Linked DNA regions of Mus musculus: region 2 is linked to region 1. A link is a loop called in an ENCODE intact Hi-C map of the cell type or tissue named here. Cell type or tissue: heart. All regions are shown on one strand. Each heading gives the region's core, and the rest is flanking DNA. Links, peaks and the distances in the headings are about the cores only.

Region 1 (8,906 bases), core at 269-8,268:
TAAATCAATCTCGCACTAACTACATTTCAAGCATTCCACAGCTATGTGTGACATGTAAACACCAGAGCCATGGACACATGGATGCGTGGCTATGGGCATCAAGGCAGGATGCTGAGAGAGATGCTATTCTAGGGCTGGGCAGCAAAATCATCCTTAAGGAGCCAGACACTTAATATTTCAGTGTCTGCAAACCATGACTCTTCAGGTTTGCCACTGGGGTGTAAAAGCAGCCACCAATAACACATACACAGGCACGAGGAGGCTGGCATCTGCAGATTTGGGTTTTCACAAACTTTCTGTGTGGCAGTCCTAACCCACCTCCCCTGGTGAAGGGACTGGGGTAGGATTAGGCCTTGAGAGGCCTTTGCCCTCTACTAAGGAAGGCACATACAAAGGTAACATCTATGAGGCACAAAGCCTTCCCCATGTCTCAGCCATCAAAGCAGTAAGAAGCTCTTGGTGCAGCCACTCAGTTTGTGGCATGTCGTTTCAGGAGCGGGGATGGACCAAGACAGCTGGCTCCCAACAGAACTTTATTTTGGAAGAACAGGTGGTGGGCTTCAGGCTGCAGTTGGCTGACCCCAACCTTGGGCATTAAAGCACCAAAAAAAAAAAAAAAAAAAAAAAAAGACCACACACACACATATGCACATTCTCTCATACACACATACTCTTTCTCTCTCTCACACACACACACTCACTCTCTCTCTCACACACATACTCTGTCTCTCACGCACACACACATACTCAGGCGCTCTCTCTCTCTCTCACCACACACACACACACACACACACACACACACACACACACTGGACTGCCACTATCCATCTTGGGAACACAACTAACATTCCTCACAGCATTGCTCTAAGAAAGCCAAAGCTAGGAACTCTTGCCATGAGTTTTGTAACCAGCCTGGGTTTGCTGGCTAGACACAAGCTAGCCATCAGCGAAGAGGGAGCCTCAGTTGAGAAAATGCCTCCCTAAGATATCCGGCTGTAGGCAAGTCTGTTGGGCATTTTCCTAACTAGTGATTATTAGGTCTAAAGAAGGCACCCAAAATGCAGTGCTGCTGACAATGTCCTAACAACAGTCTGGGCTCAGCTCAGGATGACTCTGTGCAGACCGGAGGACTGGTACCTGCGCTCACCATTGCTCGGGAATCTTATGAAGCACATTTCAGCTTGTCCATCATCTGCCTCCTACAGCCAACTACTACTGGCAATGAATTTTCTAGTTCCTGATTAACTCAAGCAAGCCTGTAGCAGATCAAAGTTCCCATGCTAGTTTCTCCCGTGCTAGCTTCTCCCATGCTAGCTTCTAGACTGATCTGGCTCACACTGCCCCCCAGCCCCACCCCCACCCCTAGGCTGCTACCTATCGCCTTAAAAACTTGGCAAGGCCACCAGCTTGCCATTCTCTCTGCACCCCGCCCCCAGAGACTGCATTGATGGCTTAATCCCCAGTAAACCTTTCTGTCTACCCATGGAGTGGTCTAGCTCAATATTTCACTGCAGCCTTGCTTACAGTGAGGGCGGGTGGTCCTGGGTACTATAAGAAAGCAGGTTGAGCAAGGCATGAGGACAAGCCAGTAAGCAGCACCCTCCATCAGCTCCTGCATCAGCTCCTGCCTCCAGCCTCCTGCTCTGTTTGAGTTCCTGCCTTGGCTTCCCTCAGTGGACTGTGATAAGAAATGTGAGCCAAATAAACTCTTTCCTGTCCATCCAAGTAGCTTTTAGTCTTGGTGTTTCGTCACAGCAATAGTAGGACCATTATAACTAGAACACTGAGCTACACAAAATCCTATAAGGAGGAGGAGGGGGAGGGGGAGGGGGAGGGGGAGGGGGGAGGGGGAGGGGAGGGGGAGGGGGAGGGGAGGGGGAGGGGGGGAGGCAAAGCTACACGATTTTCCAAAAATCCAGAGGAATGAGATCGCGTGGGCTTAAGGGTTACAGACCAAAAACACAGTCCTGTAAATGATGTTGGCACAAAAACAAATCCAAGTGGATCTTCATGGTCAGTATGCTATTAAGTGAGCTCCGCCCCCAGCACTGGCAGGGGGCGGGGCCAGGGAGCCACCGGTGGTGGGGATGGGGAGACAAAGTAGCAACTTCCCATCCCGAGGTCATTCAAGTCCACCCAGGTTAGATTTGAGCCTGATCAGGTCACCCAGCTGATTTTTATCTTGCAAATAATTTACAACTAGGGCTAACAAGATAGCTCACTGCTGAAACCGTTGTTGTTGTTGTTGTTGTTTTGTTGTTGTTGTTGTTTTAAGTTATAACTCTGAAGTTCTGTATCCACTGCCTCATCTTTCCCTCTGAAAGTAATTTTAATCTGGCTTCTGCTACTATGAGGTTTCCTGTTGGAAGGCAGCAGGATTTACAGTGGAAGAGGCCAGGCCTGCATCCAGCCGCATCATTCAGGACACAGTGAGTCCCAGTGGGTAGAACCTTATCCAGTATGTCAAGAATATTGCAACCAGGGCTGGTGATATGGCTCAGCGGTTAAGAGCGCCAACTGCTCTTCTAAAGGTCCTGAGTTCAAATCCCAGCAACCATATGGTGGCTCACAACCATCCGTAACGAAATCTGATGCCCTCTTCTGGAGTGTCTGAAGTCAGCTACAGTAGTGTACTTACATATAATAAATAAATAATTGAAAGGAAAAAAAGAATATTGCAACCAAAACACAAACAAAACATACTGCAGTCCCATCTCAGACTCTGGGCTGTAGATGCTTGACAACTCTCCCAGGATGTCTGTCTAACCCTGGGCACATGTATATCTTCTTCAGCCCATATCCTCCTACTGTGTCTCTAAAACCTACAGGGGGAAAAACCCAAAAGGTAAAATCCCTTAGGCTTAGCTATCATCAGGTCTTGTTCTTCTTACAGAAAGGAGGCTCTTCCCAACAGGAAGATGGCTTATTACATTGTATATTATTACTCTAGAAAAAAGCATTGGCAGAAAAAAGAAACAGCTTTGTGTCATGTGTGGCTACACACACCTAATCAAGAAACTCAAGGGGGGGGGGGGGACAGGAGTATCAGGAGTTCAAGGTCACCCTCCACTACACAGCTACTTTGAAGCCAGCCCATGCTATATGAGATCTGGTCTCAAACAAACAAACGAGAAACTTTGTAGCAAATACTAAGCCTTTCTTCCAACCTCCTGTATTTATAGTAAGAATGCATTGTGTACCGAGGAAAAGAGTCCCATCTCTTTGGCTGAGTCGCTCAGCTTTTGCACATCGTCTGGGATGTGGAAATGTGAGAGGAGGCGCCTCAGCTGAGGTTTTAGATCATCCCTGTCTGTCACGTGCTGAGGCAAGACAAACGCAGCATCTGTTCTCCCTGACCCTGAAAAATATCCAAAATCAAGAGCGCGACCAGTGAGTGGGAGGCGGCAGAGACAGCAGATGGCCTTGGAGAGAGTTGGAAGCAGGCCCTCTGCTGGTGGGGAGCCGTTTTGTTCTCCCCTGACCCTGTGCCAGGCAAGCCTGCACCTTTTTTGCCACCCAGCCCCCATAAGCTTTCCTGGGGAGGTGCAAGTACTCTCAATGATCTCACAGCCCTCAGGAGAAACCCGCTAGAGCTCCTGGGATATTCTGTATACAACGGGAATGTCACTCAAGGGCACTCGGCAGAAACCTGACCCGACTTCTCAGTTCTCCGGAACACAAAAGAAGAGCAGAGAGACCGAAATTGATCCTGACGACTAAATTCTCTGGCAGCTGTGTAACAGAAAACCTGAACCAAGTCTCAGAAATCATTTCACCGGGAAGGATTGGTATGGCAATGGGTAAACTGAGGCGTAAGGAGGTGATATGCAGGACCAGGGTGACAGAAACAGGCCTGGAAGCCAGTCCACTTGCCTCTTAACCTACTAGTTGTAAAGATGGAGACAAAATGTCTACAGTCATGGCTACTGTCTTTCATCAAAAAATATTACTATCAAATTACAACTTATTACAAAGATGTGACTTTGGCATATAGGAAGACAGTGGTCCAAACAGGCCTTTCCAGTTAGTCTTATGTCAATTCCACACAAGCTAAAGCTATCTGAAATGAGGGAACCTCAATTGAGAAAGTGCCTCCATAAGATCCAGCTATTAGTGATTAATGAGGAGGGCCTGGCCCATCGTGGATGGTGCAATCCCTGAGCAGGTGGTCCTAGGTGCTGTAAGAAAGCAGACTGAGGGGCTGGAGAGATGGCTCAGCAGTTAAGGGCACTGACTGCTCTTCCGACGGTCCTGAGTTCAAATCCCAGCAACCACATGATGGCTCATAGTCATCCATAATCAGATCTGATGCCCTCCTTTGGTGTGTCTGAAGACAGCCACAGTATACTTACATATAATGAATAAAATCTTTTTTAAAAAATGCCTTGATTTGGGTATTCCAAAATAAATAAATAAATAAAAAGAAAGCAGACTGAGCAAGCCATGGGCAGCAAGCCAGTAATCAGTGCCCCTCCGCGGCCTCTGCATCAGCTCCTGCTTCTAGGATCCTGCCTTCCCGAGTTCCTGTCCTGCCTCCAACACTGAGCAATGTGGAAGCATAAACCCTGTCCTCCCCAGCTTGCTTTGTGGTCATCATGGTTTGTTGCAGAAATAGAAACACTATGTCACAGTAATCACGGCCCCCTGCTCTACGCTAGTAAAGGCCAGGCTCTTACCTGAAACATGGGGACCCAGAGGACCAGGGGATGCAGCGTGAAGGTCAGTGACACAGGCTTTGCCATCTTCCTCACTAGATCCAGAGACTTGCTTAGCAGCTAGGCTCAGCACCCTGGAGATGGGCAGATACTGGAGTGCCTAGAGAGACAGACCCGAGCGGGCACAGGTCAGCCTAGGTTGCGACAGAGAAGGAGGGAGACAGGGCTGAAACTTCAGAAACCTTCCCCATGAGAGAGGCTGGAGCTGGGAGACCCAGCTGCCACCAACCAGGAAACACTTCCTCTTCCCCACAGTGGTCATGGACTTGAGTGGGAAAGCACAGGTGCTCAGGGTGTGAGGAGAAAGACCCAGGTTTATTTATTTATTTATTTATTTATTTTTAAAGAGCTATTTATTTATGTGAGTACTCTGTAGCTGTCTTCAGACACTCCAGAAGAGGGAGTCAGATCTCATTACAGATGGTTGTGAGCCACCATGTGGTTGCTGGGATTTGAACTCGGGACCTTCAGAACAGTCAGCGCTCTTAACAGCTGAGCCATCTCTCCAGCCCCAAGACCCAGGTTTAGGAGTGCATGGTTGTACGATCATGTGACAGAGGAGAGAAAGAAGTACAGACCACAGCGCTCGCTGGCTCTGCAGAGGGAATGGATCCGGGTGACCACCGGGTTTCTTTGGGGATCCTCTAACCTGACTTAGGGCATCACCCTCATAATTCTCACTCCATACTGTCCCCTGACCCCCTGGCTGCTTTGGCAATGCTGGGGACAGAACTCCTTCCTGGCCCTGCTCAAGCTATGGTGCATATTCTACACCTGCGCTACTAAAGCCACCTTAACTATTTACTTTATTACTCGTCATTATGTTCTGAGACAGGTTATCACTGTGTATAAAGCTAATCTTTAACTCACCACAGAGACCAGCTTGGCCTCAGAATCAAGACCCTCCAGACTTAGCCACTGGGATTAGATAACACCACCATGTCCAGCCCAGCTCCGCTTTCTAACCCCATCACATTGTAATAGAAATTTACTCACGCCCCCCCCCCCCCCCGTGCGCCTCCACCCCTTCCAACCAGCAGGGGACCCTGTTACTTTTTAGCAAAGGCCAAGGCTTTGCTGCATGGCCCAGGACAAGCATCCTGACATGATTTCCTCATTACATTCTGCCAAGGAAAAGCCGTGTGCCGGAATGGAAGTCCCTGAATCCTAAGACACCAAAGGGAGCAAGAACTGAATGAATACCAAGCAGAACGGGAGAGGTTTTCCTGAGAGAGCCAAATGGACAGAGTGCTGGCTGGGGAATGTTTCCTCATGTCAGGGCACCGTGCTTCCCCTTCCCCTTCCCCAGGGCATGTGTACCGGCACACTAAGGGTCCTACTACCTGCAGGAAGTGATGGATGGTCCTGAGAGCATGCAGGTGACACACTAACCACCTGGTATAAATCGCCAGGTCCTCCTGAGTCACCAGGTCGGGACGGTTGTTTTTTCCCATAAGTAAGTTTTCTCTAGCAACCGACAGCCTTTCTGCTCTCTGAACTGAGTCGTTGAACTCCTGCATGATGTAGTCAACTTGTTTCTGTTTAAGAGAGATACAGACACACCGTGGGCTGTTGGCAAGCATTGTTCTCTGCAATGCTGTCTGGGCGGCAAATAAGGGACTTTTTGAGTCCCACCCCCCCAAGTTCTTCTACAGTTTGGATTCAGTTGAGAGAGGCAGTGTCTTACTCTCCCAACTCTGAGGGACAGCAATTTAACAGTGCAGGAGGGTGTTTGGTATCAGGAGTCTACCTCCGACCTTCCTATTTTGGCCAAGTCTACAAGAAAAAAAAATGCACATGTCCTAGGTCCTAGGTAAAAATTATGTCAGGGCTCATTTTCAAAGTAGGAATCTTTTTTTTTTTTTTTTTTTTTTTTTTTTTTTTTTTTTTTGGCACTGTGACACACACCTTAATCCAAGCACTTAAGAATCAAAGGCAAGCCAGGTGTGGTGGCACACGCCTTTAATCCCAGCACTCGGGAGGCAGAGGCAGGAGAATTTCTGAATTCGAGGTCAGCCTGGTCTACAGAGTGAGTTCCAGGACAGCCAGGGCTATACAGAGAAACCCTGTCTCGAAAAACCAAAAAAAACCAAAAAACCAAAAAAACAAAAAGAGAGTCAAAGGCAAATGGATCTATGTGAGTTTGGGCCAGCCTGGGCTACACAGTGAGTTCCTGGACAGCCTGGGTTATATACTGAGCCCCTGTCTCAACAACAACAATAACAAAAGTAGCAATCTTTGTCTTCTGCTACTTTATGGCAGAGCACAGGAGAAGGCATGTCCATCGGTTCCTTTCCTATCTTTAGTTGTCAGTTTCTTTTAAAAAGAAAGGCAGCCTGCCATGTGTGGGGCCTCGCTCGGGCTTGACTACCACGTTCTCCTACAAATGGGCCTTGCAAGCATGTTTGGAGTTAAGTGTACGTCCTTAACCAAACACTGCTTGTCCTCTAAAGAGGCCTTCAACCCAGCAAGTAGCTTCAGGGTACGCACAGAGAGCTGTAAGGAGGACATCAGGGCCACCCTGAGCAACCAATGGGATGACCGACATCACGGCCACATTGTCCTTTACAACAACGACAAGCTTACTGGCCGTGTTGCTTTATTTAGAAAATACATATATAAAGCAACTAGAGATGGTTCCGTGGTTAAACATGCCAGCTGCACTCACACAGGCAGCTCCTAGCAACCTGGCTGTAACTCCAGTTTTAAAGGGGATCTGCTGCCCTCTTCTGGCATCCATGAGCATTGCATCCATGTGGACTAATGTGTGCACACACATAAACACATTAATTTAAAATGAAAATAAAAGTCTTTTTAAAATTACATCCATATATCATATATACATATACATCATTACATATGCGATGCACAGATACATGCTCTCCCACCGGGTCTGCTCCCTGGCCCCTTACCTTATAAAGAGGGTAGAGTTCTTCCATGGCCATACTGGTCTGGCAGAGCCTCTTCCACCTCAGCACGTGCAAATATTTACTCTGGCCCAGCTGCGTAATTCTCTCTGTGTAATACTTTACCAACAACAAAAATAAGCACTTACCAGAATATAATTATAGAAAGGGGGCTGATCGAGCCTTACGAACACTAACAATATAGGTGATGGTTGCTTTGAAAATACTTTTTTTTTTCTTACAGGAACACCATCAAATGAAGTCTGGTTCAAGATCCTTCCGATGTAAAGCAACAAGAGCAAGCAGATGTGTCTAAATCTCTGTGATCTGCTACTGAATTAACTGGTCACAAGCTCCTTCGTCAGCTACTGGACTGTTGGCAGTGACTTAGGATACTATAGGCTTAAAGTCGAGCTGAAGTTCTGGGTGGAGAAACTGAAATTATGGCTGGGAGAAATGCTGGATCAGTAAAATGCTTTTCAGAAAAACACAGAAACCAGAGTTCCATCTCCAGAACATATGTTGAGAAGAAAAGAGAAGAGAAGGAAAGGAAAAGAAAGGAAAGGGGAGGAAAGGGGAGGGGAGGGGAGGGGAGGGGAGGGGAGGGAAGGGAAGGGAAGGGAAGGAAAGGGAAAAAAGACAAGAAAAAGCAAAAGCAAAGCCATTTCTGGCGGCACTCAGAACGCAGGGGAGGCAGAAACAGACAGGTAGGTCCCTAGGGCTCGTGACCACTCGACCTTCCCTGCTTGGCAAACTCCAAGAGAGAACTCCTGTCTCCAAAGAATAAGATCACAGCACCCAAGGTGTGACACCTGAGGTTTTCCTCTAGGAAACATACAAGCACACACATGTACCCATGCATCCATGCACACACACACACACACACCTAAACCTGTGAGTCAAAAAGTCCATTACAAGTAAGATTAGTGGCTCAGAGAGGTGGCCCTCTGGGTAAGGGAACTCCTTATGCAATCGTGATGACCCGGGTTTGATTCCTGGGACCCTTGTGGAGATGGAAGGCAGGAAGTAACTCCATCAATGTTGTCCACCGTCCCCCACGTGTGCACCACGGTGCGTTCCAAAACACATACACAGAGTAATAACAAAAAAGAAAAAAATTAAGACTATAGTTTATAAAAATCAGACTGAAAATTTTCGCTTACAATTAAAATAAAAGCAGTGGCACATTCCTATAACCCTCGTGCCTCGTGCTCAAGAGGCCAAGGCAGGAGATTTATGAGTTTGAGGGCAGTCATGCAGATGGCTTTTCTATCCAGGGATAAAA
Region 2 (8,906 bases), core at 594-8,593, 660 kb before region 1:
TTTCTATTTCCATTTTACCCACAAGGAAATAATACTTGCAGTAGGACCTGAGGATTCGTTTGTGAAATAAATGAACAGATGAACTAGTGAATGAGCAAAAATGCCAAGAGTGGAAGAGGCTGAACCACGACCACACAGCTTTCAAGGGTATAGTTCTGTCAGGTTCCAGACATGCAGCCCGCTTGGCTTTCGAGATTGGGTAGTCTTCCTCAGCTGCCTCTGTTCCTGCTGAGTTCCTAGTGTTACCGTGGTTTCGCCTTTCTCTCTTCTCTTTACTCTCCTACCTTCTCTCTCTTCTCCCCATTTCCTGCTCTGCCAGTGGCTGTTCTTCCCAGAATGCACTGGGTCTACAGAAGCACCTGCCTCCTGGAGAGCATGTGTGTGATGAGGGAAGAGGGTGAATCAGCCTCCCTTGGACCCACATGCCCAGAACAGGGCTTATAGAACTGATGAACTCTGACAAAGAGGTTCACGTGACAAGATTCTTGCTGGGGTCCCCAAAATTCATATCCTGAAGTTATCTTCAAGTAATGAGTATATTTTAGACATAGCATCTTTAGAGAGATGATTAAGTTAAAACAAAGCTGTTTTATATTTAATTTATAACTTATTTTATTCAATCCAACTAGTGTTGTTATAAGAAAACCAATGCATGTGTTTGTTTATATATGTACATATATATAGTATACATAGTTATATATTATAAATATATTTTAATTATAATATATAATTATTATATAATATATGGCCATCTGAAAGTCAAGAAGTCTAGGGAGGGTGCCCTGTTGACACCTTATCTTGGATTTGTGGCTTCCCAGCTATACAAAGAGAAATTCTTATTGTTTAAACCACCATACTGTGGTATTTATGATGGAAGCCACAGGAAATAAATGTAACTCTTCCATTCTCAAAGAGTGAGCCCAGAGCTCTGTAGGTCTAACTGTCTAAAGCAATGGCCACTTACAAACACGCTTGGGAGACATGAAGGCAAACTGAACTGTTTCCTCAGCTTCTTGCTTTAGGACCATTTGCTTTTTCAATTTGTTTTAGCCGTTGTGTGCTGCCTGATCCTCCTTCAGCAAGTGTGGGCTTCACCTGGACGGGTCTGAGAATCACATTGCCATAGATGCTGAAGCCACAGATCTTAGGACCAAATCCTCAGAAGGAAGGGTTTCTATTTTAATTCCACCATTAGTTTTAAGTGGTGTTTTGCTGGTGTTTTCAGCCTCTCAGAGGACACTTTATGAAGCTCCTTTGCTCTGTAATGGGCATCACGACTTGGGATTCCAGGCTGGGCATTTCTGGCCTTCTTTTTGGCTCTCTTATCCTTGCTTGTACGTGGAACTGAGGAGATCTGGGTTTCTTTGAAGGATTAGGACATCTGGACAGGGGAAATAAGGGACAGAGTTGCTGGCATGCATGACTATTCTGCGACCTGGAATATATGTAACTAGAATATGATTCCTTAATGCCTGGGACTAAAGAGTGACCTGGGTCATTGGGAAGTTGAAAAGCAACCAACATGAGCTCAGGCAGTTCCACACGTGGAAGCAGAACTTGGTTTCCGAGTGGCTAGTGTGCAAAATGAAGTTACTGAGTGATGTTTGACGTTCATGTGGCTTGCAAGGTTGGGACTTTCACTTCAAGGCAGGTGAAAATGCTAATGTACTAAGTGTCTGGCTCATGACAATAAGGACTTATCCTAATTTGCCTTTGGCTGCCTGTGGAAGGACCTCTTGCATCCGGGCCACCTTTCAAAACACAGATGTATGTTTGGTGGCTACAGCTGAATCAGTCCTTGCTAAAGAATTCATTAATATGCCATCTGTGTTCCTCCCCAGAGGAAGCCACATCCCGTGTGTTTCTTTTCAGATCTTCTAGGAGAAAGCTCGCCTCTTGTGGACTCAAGGGAAAGGGTCTGAATTCACCTTGCCAGAGTTTAGGGTTAAGGATAGTGAAGTTGACCAAGATAGTCCTGCATTGCAAAGTTACTGCAGACAGGTTAACCACTGAATGCTGTCCTGTCTGGTATAAATGATGCCTTTAGAACATTTTTTTTTAAATCAGAGCCTGAATTTCTCAAGGGGCATCATCCATGCCTTCTGCTAAGCTGGGTCCATTGCCCAGCACACGGAGGCTGTTCAATAAACGTGTCTCAAATAAACCCATGGAAGAATAATTTTCAGTGGGGAAGATGGGAGTGAAGCAGGTCATACTAGCTGCCAGGAGGTCATGAACTGTGGATACTGGCTCAATCTGTAGTGGGGACACCAATTTCTTTAGTGGGAAAACCCCCTAACATTTATACAGTGCTTCACGGCCTATGAGAATATTTTCTCCTCATTTGTGGGGGCTCACAGACTCCTCTGTTCCTAACGATAGTGCTGTCTCTGATTAGCAGAGCTATCCTCCTTGTTCACTAGTCTTAGACTCAGAAACAGGCATGAGAGAGCTACCCTCTCCGCTAGTGAAATATGATTGAGGGTTTGTTCCTTGGGAAGGAGGCCTGATGGTGGTTTTGAAGATGCCCACACTTCAAAGTTTAGCATCCCTCTCTCTAGTCTGCTGCACATACAGGCACCTGCTAGCTCTGGTGAGGACCGGAGATTCCATCTGGTGATCTAGATTTAAATTCTGTACCTTCCTCAATGTCTACACCCCTAACACTTCCTGAAACACTTCCTCTTGTCCAGATGGCCTGCTAGGACTTCCAGTTAAGCACACTGACCTCCCTGTTCTCAGACTATCTCCTTATCTCCAGAAATTGGCCACAAATTCTTTGTGCTCCATCTTCTAGGTCAGCTTCCCTGTAATGCAGAAAGCTACCTTACTTTCCAGGGAAGAGGATTGGTATTCACCGCTCTTGAGTTGAGCTTAAAGGATAGCTGCTGGCAAAGGTGGCCAAGGTTGTCTTGCAATGCTAAGTCATTGTAGACCCAACAATTTGCCATAGTCTGCTTACCTATTTTTGCACCAAAATGAAACAAGGAACTATTTTACCCTGGCCTCCAAGACTTCATCTGGGCTTCATGAGGAAAGGGAAGGACAGGAAAGGTCACAGGGTCCCTGATGTCTGTTTCCGAAGCCAGAGTCCCTTAGGCAGCATCCAGTTGGTTTCCCAGCAACAGAAAAAGCAGCGTCATTTGAGGTTGCTCAGGGTACCTAGGAGCAGGCCATAATCCAGGCTTTAGAATGCCTTCCTTTTGGCCACTTCCCTAGAGCTTGGTAGAGTCAGCTGGGCACTGAGGAGGACAAACCTGCAGGTGCTGGGACTAGGGAGGCCAGGGCCAGGATAAATGCAGAGTCTTCCATGCAGCCGTTTCCAGTTTCCTGTCTGGGTCATCCCTCCTTCCTTCTGAATCCAGACGGCTTTGTATTAAATGAATTTTATGGGGGAGGGGTTTGCTACACTCTATATCCCATTTAGCTCCCAAATAAGAGACACAGAAACCTGGTATTTTGTTTACAAGCTGTTGCCACTGTGCTGGGCAGATTCTGAGCTATTTTAACGCTGCTGGATTGTCAATAATCAGATAAATGCCCCATTATTCACCATCTGCATCTGGTTCTGTTCCAGGTGTGTCCTTAAGGTGATTTTTCTCTTGGCCATGTGCTCATAATCTATCCTGCCTCACAGAGACTTCCTTCTCTCTCCTCTCTCCTCGTGGTTATAGCACATTGGTCAATACAATGCCCATGTCCAGACTGCAACCTGATCTTGGGGCCCAGAACTCAGCAGCTAATACACAGCACACAAAACCAGCCCCAACAGCTTTGCTTGCTTCCATTAGAGCATTTGGTGTGCTGCATTGAAGTCATTGGCAATTGTCACCAGATGAAATGTCTAGGTCTTCACCAGCTGCAGTGGGCACATGTGTGTGCAGCAGAATGTGAAGAGGGGGCTGCAAAACTCTGCAGTCTGGTCATCTTCAGGACCACCATCAGGCCCCCTGCCTGAGGAGCAAACGCTCAATCATATTTCACCAGGAGAGAGGCCATGGAGGGGCGTGTCCAGGGCACTACATAGGGCATTCGGAGGTATTCATTTTTTTATTCATGCATGTGTGCATGCCTGCACCTGCTCCACAAATATGCAGTGCCAGTGGCGACCAGAAGAGGGTGTCAGATTCCCTGGAACTGGAGTTACAGATAGCTGTGAGCTGACATGCTCTTACAGTCTCTTGGAGAACAGCAAGTGCTCTTAACTACAGAGCCATTCTTCAGCCCCCAGAACTTTTTTCTTTTTCTGATAGGATCTCATGTTTACCAGGCTGACTTTCCTCTAGTTATGTAGCCAAGAACCGACCTTGAGCTTCTGACTCTTATGCTTTGAGTTTCTGAGTTCAGGGTTACAGGTCTTCCCTACCATGTCCAGTTTATGCAGTGCTGGGAATCGAACCCAGGGCTTCAGGCATGCTAGGCAAACACTCCATCAACTGAGCCACAACTCCATTGCCCCATCCCTTTTGAGACAAGGTTTTACTCTGTAGCTCAGGTTAGCCCTGAACTCACAATAATCCTGCCTCAGCTGTTTGAGCATGGGGATTACCAGTCTGACTAGCCTCATCTGACAAGAATATATTTGCATCATGGTGCGTCCTGAGCTTGCTGGAAAAAAAAAATAAGTGTTAAATTTTAATTCTTCCTTCGCAGGCAGTTCCAGGTAGATCTCTTTCTTGGGTCCTAAATGACACAAAGGAGCTGTGGGGGATCACAGAGGGCTTCCCAGCATGGGGACCTGAGAGCAGCTGGTTGACAGTCTGAGCTGGGTGAGGGGAGGGGTCTTTAGCCCTTGAGATAGCTTAGTGACCTCAGGAACCTGGGCCTGCATCTCCTCATTTCTCTGCCCTCATTTGCCAGCAAAGCCCTATCCCTTCCCTTCCCAGCTCGGCCATGTGCCGCATGAGGTTCCAGGCAGCACACGTCTGTTTTTAGCTTGTGCCTCACGTGTGCTCGGCTAACTTAATAAGCTCTCTATAGGGCTAGCTTTCTGGAGAGACTGTTGCTAAGGGCCAGTCACACATTTCTCACTGTGTTGTGATGGAAACGTGATTAAATGCTGATCTGGGCACAGCACAACCTCAAGAAGTGTTTGGCTGGAGTGGGGTTTCATGGGCCAATGGGGCTAACCTTGTGACTTCAGCAAACGACTGGAATGCTAACACACCAGGAAGTAGGGGGCTGTGAGGACCCCAGGTGCATGCATTTGAAGCATATGTTTACTTGGACAGCTCTGCCTGAGCACAGCCAGGGGTCGCCTGCAGCAGGAGTCATGTGGCCCTGCCTGCAGGTGTGGATGAGCAGTTGCCTGTGGGAGTCATTGCTCCCTCAGCAGCTGGAGGCTGTGGAGCCTAAGTGAGGTAAAGAAGGGTTGCAGAGGAGACGGGCAGCAGACCTTTGGGAAGTGAGATTTTGAATAGAACCCTGACACACCAGTCTGGATGAGGGAAAGTGAGGAATCCTTCCTTAACAGGGCAGGGAGGATTAGTGTGAATGTCCACCTCAAGAACGAGCCACTCTGCAAAATTGTAGCCATGGTCATACTCACTGACACAGGCCTGTCGACACTCTTTCTAGGTGACTCCTCTTTCTACCTTCATAATTGCCCCGAAAAATTGCTATAGTTATTCTCATTTTACAGATGAAAACCGAAGCACTGAGAGGTGACATGGATTGCCTCCAGTCACAAGGTTTCTGACTCTAAAACATCCTAGGATTGGGACATTTGAAGGTGAGCTGACAGGAAGAGGGCTGGTGGGCAGAACAGTGACACTTGGCAAGAATAGTCAGCTGCCTCCAACAGCTTGGCCTAGATCCTGTGGCCCAAGGGTCTCTAAAGGGAATTCTGCAGAAATTGGCACAGCTTTGTGAAGTATACGCAGATCGGTCTGAATTCACACACAGGTCTGGTTGCAGCAGAAGTTACACACTGATAACCCACTACAAGTTGAAACTGGCAGGAGCTGAAAATGCATTTGGTATCCTAAGCTACCAAACATGACCACTTAGCAGCATGGAGTACTAGACAGTATTTTTGGTTATTTCCACTCATGACTGTAAACTTCTTCACAATGAAAGCACCTTACAAAATTGTCTGTCCCTTCCACCAGAAAAGATCCGAATTCCAACTTCCACGTACGGTTTCTACTCAGTGTGAATGGATAAGTAAGTGGAGAGATTATGCCATGTTTGTGGAAAGATTCGTTGTTCTTAAAATGTCAATTCTTTCCAAATTAATCTACAGACTAAATGTATTTACAATGAAAATATCAGAGGTAGTTGGGTGTGCTGGTGGACCCTACCTGGGCTCTCAGTGCTCAGGAGGCTGGAGCAGAAAGATGAGCACAGGTTTCAGGCTATCCTGGGCTACAGAGTGAGACTCTGAATCAAAGAAGGAAGGGAGGGAGGGAAGGAGGGAGGGAGGGAGGGAAGGAGGGAGAGAGGGAGGGAGGGAGGGAGAGAGGGAGGGAGGTAGAGAGGGAGGGAGGGAGGAAGGAAGGGAGGGAGGGAAGGAGGGAGAGAGGGAGGGAGGGAGGGAGGGAGGGAGAGAGGGAGGGAGGGAGGAAGGGAGGGAGGGAGGGAGGGAGGGAGGGAGGGAGGGAGGAAGGAAGAAAGGAAGAGAGGGAGGGAGGAAGGGAGGGAGGGAGAAAGGAAGGGGGGGAAGGAGGGAGGGAATGGGGGAGGGAAGGAGGGAGGGAGGGAGAAAGGGGAAAAAGCCCAAAGGGAATTCTGCAGAAATTGGCAAACTGATTTTTAAAAATGGTAGAGAAATGCAAATGATCTAGAATAGCCTAAAATTTTTTAATTTAAAAATTGACTTTGATTAAAATATTGATTCATAAGAGCAAATTTGGAGGGTTTTACAGCTTAATATACACTTCCATTAACGTGTAGCTGTAGCCTTTAAAGCACCAAGCTTTTCAAAGCAGAAACTGTGGGTCGGATGAAGCAGAGATTTCATGATCAGGGAGGGGCAGAGACATGGAGGATTCACAGGCCAGGTGCACTGGTTAGTTCCATGTCAACTAGACACAAGCTATTGTCATCAGAGGGGAGGGAGAACCTGGCATGTGAGTGTGACAAGCCTGTGTGGTCAACAGTTTCTGTACATTGGAAGGCTAATGAGAGAGAAATGAGAATGGCAGATGTCAAGTCCCAAAGAAACCTGGGAGACTTTTGGTATAGCATTGGAAATGTAAATGAGCTAAATACCTAATAAAAAATGGGAAAAAAAAAAAAGAAACCTGGGAGAAACTCAAAGAAACTCTGTACCAGTGGCTCCTCCCAGCACTTCTCGCCCCGCCCTCTACCTTAAACCTCTCCAGCCTGGGGGCGGGGCTTCTCTTCCCCTAGCATCTGAATCTCTAAATTCTGGCATCTGCCTCTTTCAGCCGCTTCCTCCCTCCACCTTCTCTAACCCGTAGTGTCTCTTCTCTTACTCTGTATATGTCTTCTCTATCTCTTCAGCTCCTGGAGCCTGCTACTCTTCCTGGGCAGCTCTTTATTAAAACAGTTACCCCTCTTCCTAACAGCTACACCCTCCCACCCTCCTGGGCCTATAAATTGTGACCCTTGTCCCTCATGGTTCCTCACCCCGCCCCATCCCATCCCCAAGCTTCGTGCTATGGTCTGCAGGTTCTCTATGCTCTCTGGGCCTCTACAGTATGGTGCTGGAATCCTTCCATAGGTGGAATTCTTCACTGCAACCCCGTTTTCTGATGCTCAGCTCCCTCTTGGACCTTATAGGAACTCTTCCAGAGGAGTTCAGGTTTACGACCCTTTTTCCTTTTCCCCTTAGAATCAATTTCCTCCTTGGACTCATAGGATTTTTATTAAAGCCTTGAAATCTTACTGCAAAGAGCTTGGTCTCAGAACAACTCAGGCAACGGCCCAAAATTGGCACACTCATCCCCCAAATCCTAACACTTCTGCCACCGCACAAATAAATGATCCCCAAACCTCTTTTATCTAAGTTTTATCTGCTCTACAACTCCCAAACTCCCTATTTTCCACTCTTCTAAATCTTTTATCTCTAAGATTTCTCTACATTCTGCTCTCAAGAAGTCTTTTAAGACTAGTATGTAGATACTTTTTTATTTGGGGATTTGTAAATTCATTAAGTGTGGTTAAAGAATCTGCAAAATCTATAATAAAAAGTTAGCTTAATACTTGTAACAAAAGGTTGAATCTTATGTGATTCATTTTTTAAAAACTTAAATTCAATTTTTGTTTAGGAAAATTGATGTTTTTAAATAGCAACCATGTGGCTTTCCTTCACCTTGGCTGATGACCTCATCATGATGGAGGCAAGCGTGCGGCTGGCAGCCATTTTTACTAAGGTTAGAGAGTACATACCTGCAACTTCACCACAATCTTGGTTAAGGTGACCATGTGGTATAAACCAACTAAAGAGATAATTATAGAATGTCTTAGCCTCACTGAGCACTCTGTTTATCACTGTATCTTCTTTTTAGATTAAGGAGGCAACAGCAGGTCTCCAAATATATTGGATTAGGATGGATTTTCATGTTATGAAAAGTTCATGAAGATAAACTCAGAAGCTGACACAGAGGTATATATCTAACTACTTATGTTTTTGTGAGCTGTGTTCAACACCAGATAAATTCTAAAAGATAAATTCCCAGATAAATTCCAAAGGTCTACTCAACAGCTACTGACTTGAAGATAAATGTCTACCCTCTTTGTCTTTATTAACTTTATTAAGCTTTGGATATTTGGATAAACCAAGTCTTACAAGAGTGTGACAGTCTGTAATGGTGCACTATAAACGGATAAAGTTCCCAGTTTCTCTACGGACTGTATTTATGGTTTAAAGTTTCATTTTTGATGCTAAAGTATCTTCAATGAAATCTTCAACTCAAATTATTAAGGCTCAAACTTAACAT

The links. Peaks named below come from ENCODE experiments on the same cell type or tissue, not always from the same donor. Only the 100,000 strongest peaks of a DNase experiment are listed, where the experiment ranks them.
Region 2: a loop joins it to region 1, with 3.0 times the contacts of the local background. A loop is called at or near these places in 15 of 42 quality-filtered maps.

What each region holds. Positions count from the first base shown.
Region 1 is chr10:41,675,540-41,684,445 of GRCm38, forward strand. It overlaps Ccdc162 (coiled-coil domain containing 162), which reads right to left. Exons shown (of 48, transcript NM_001358562.1): 5 at 7,628-7,741; 6 at 6,059-6,253; 7 at 4,677-4,815; 8 at 3,201-3,358. Among named protein-coding and RNA genes, the nearest start is that of Mir3473b, 9.3 kb to the left of the region's middle. In heart, for the core only: CTCF peaks have their summits at 3,447 and 7,452 (motif pointing left); DNase peaks (open chromatin) are centred at 3,382 and 7,442; H3K4me3 peaks cover 585 bases; H3K27ac peaks cover 946 bases; H3K27me3 peaks cover 9 bases.
Region 2 is chr10:41,011,774-41,020,679 of GRCm38, forward strand. No RefSeq gene overlaps it. Among named protein-coding and RNA genes, the nearest start is that of Gm48057, 19 kb to the right of the region's middle. In heart, for the core only: a CTCF peak has its summit at 4,110 (motif pointing right); no DNase peak of the experiment used is centred there; H3K27me3 peaks cover 287 bases.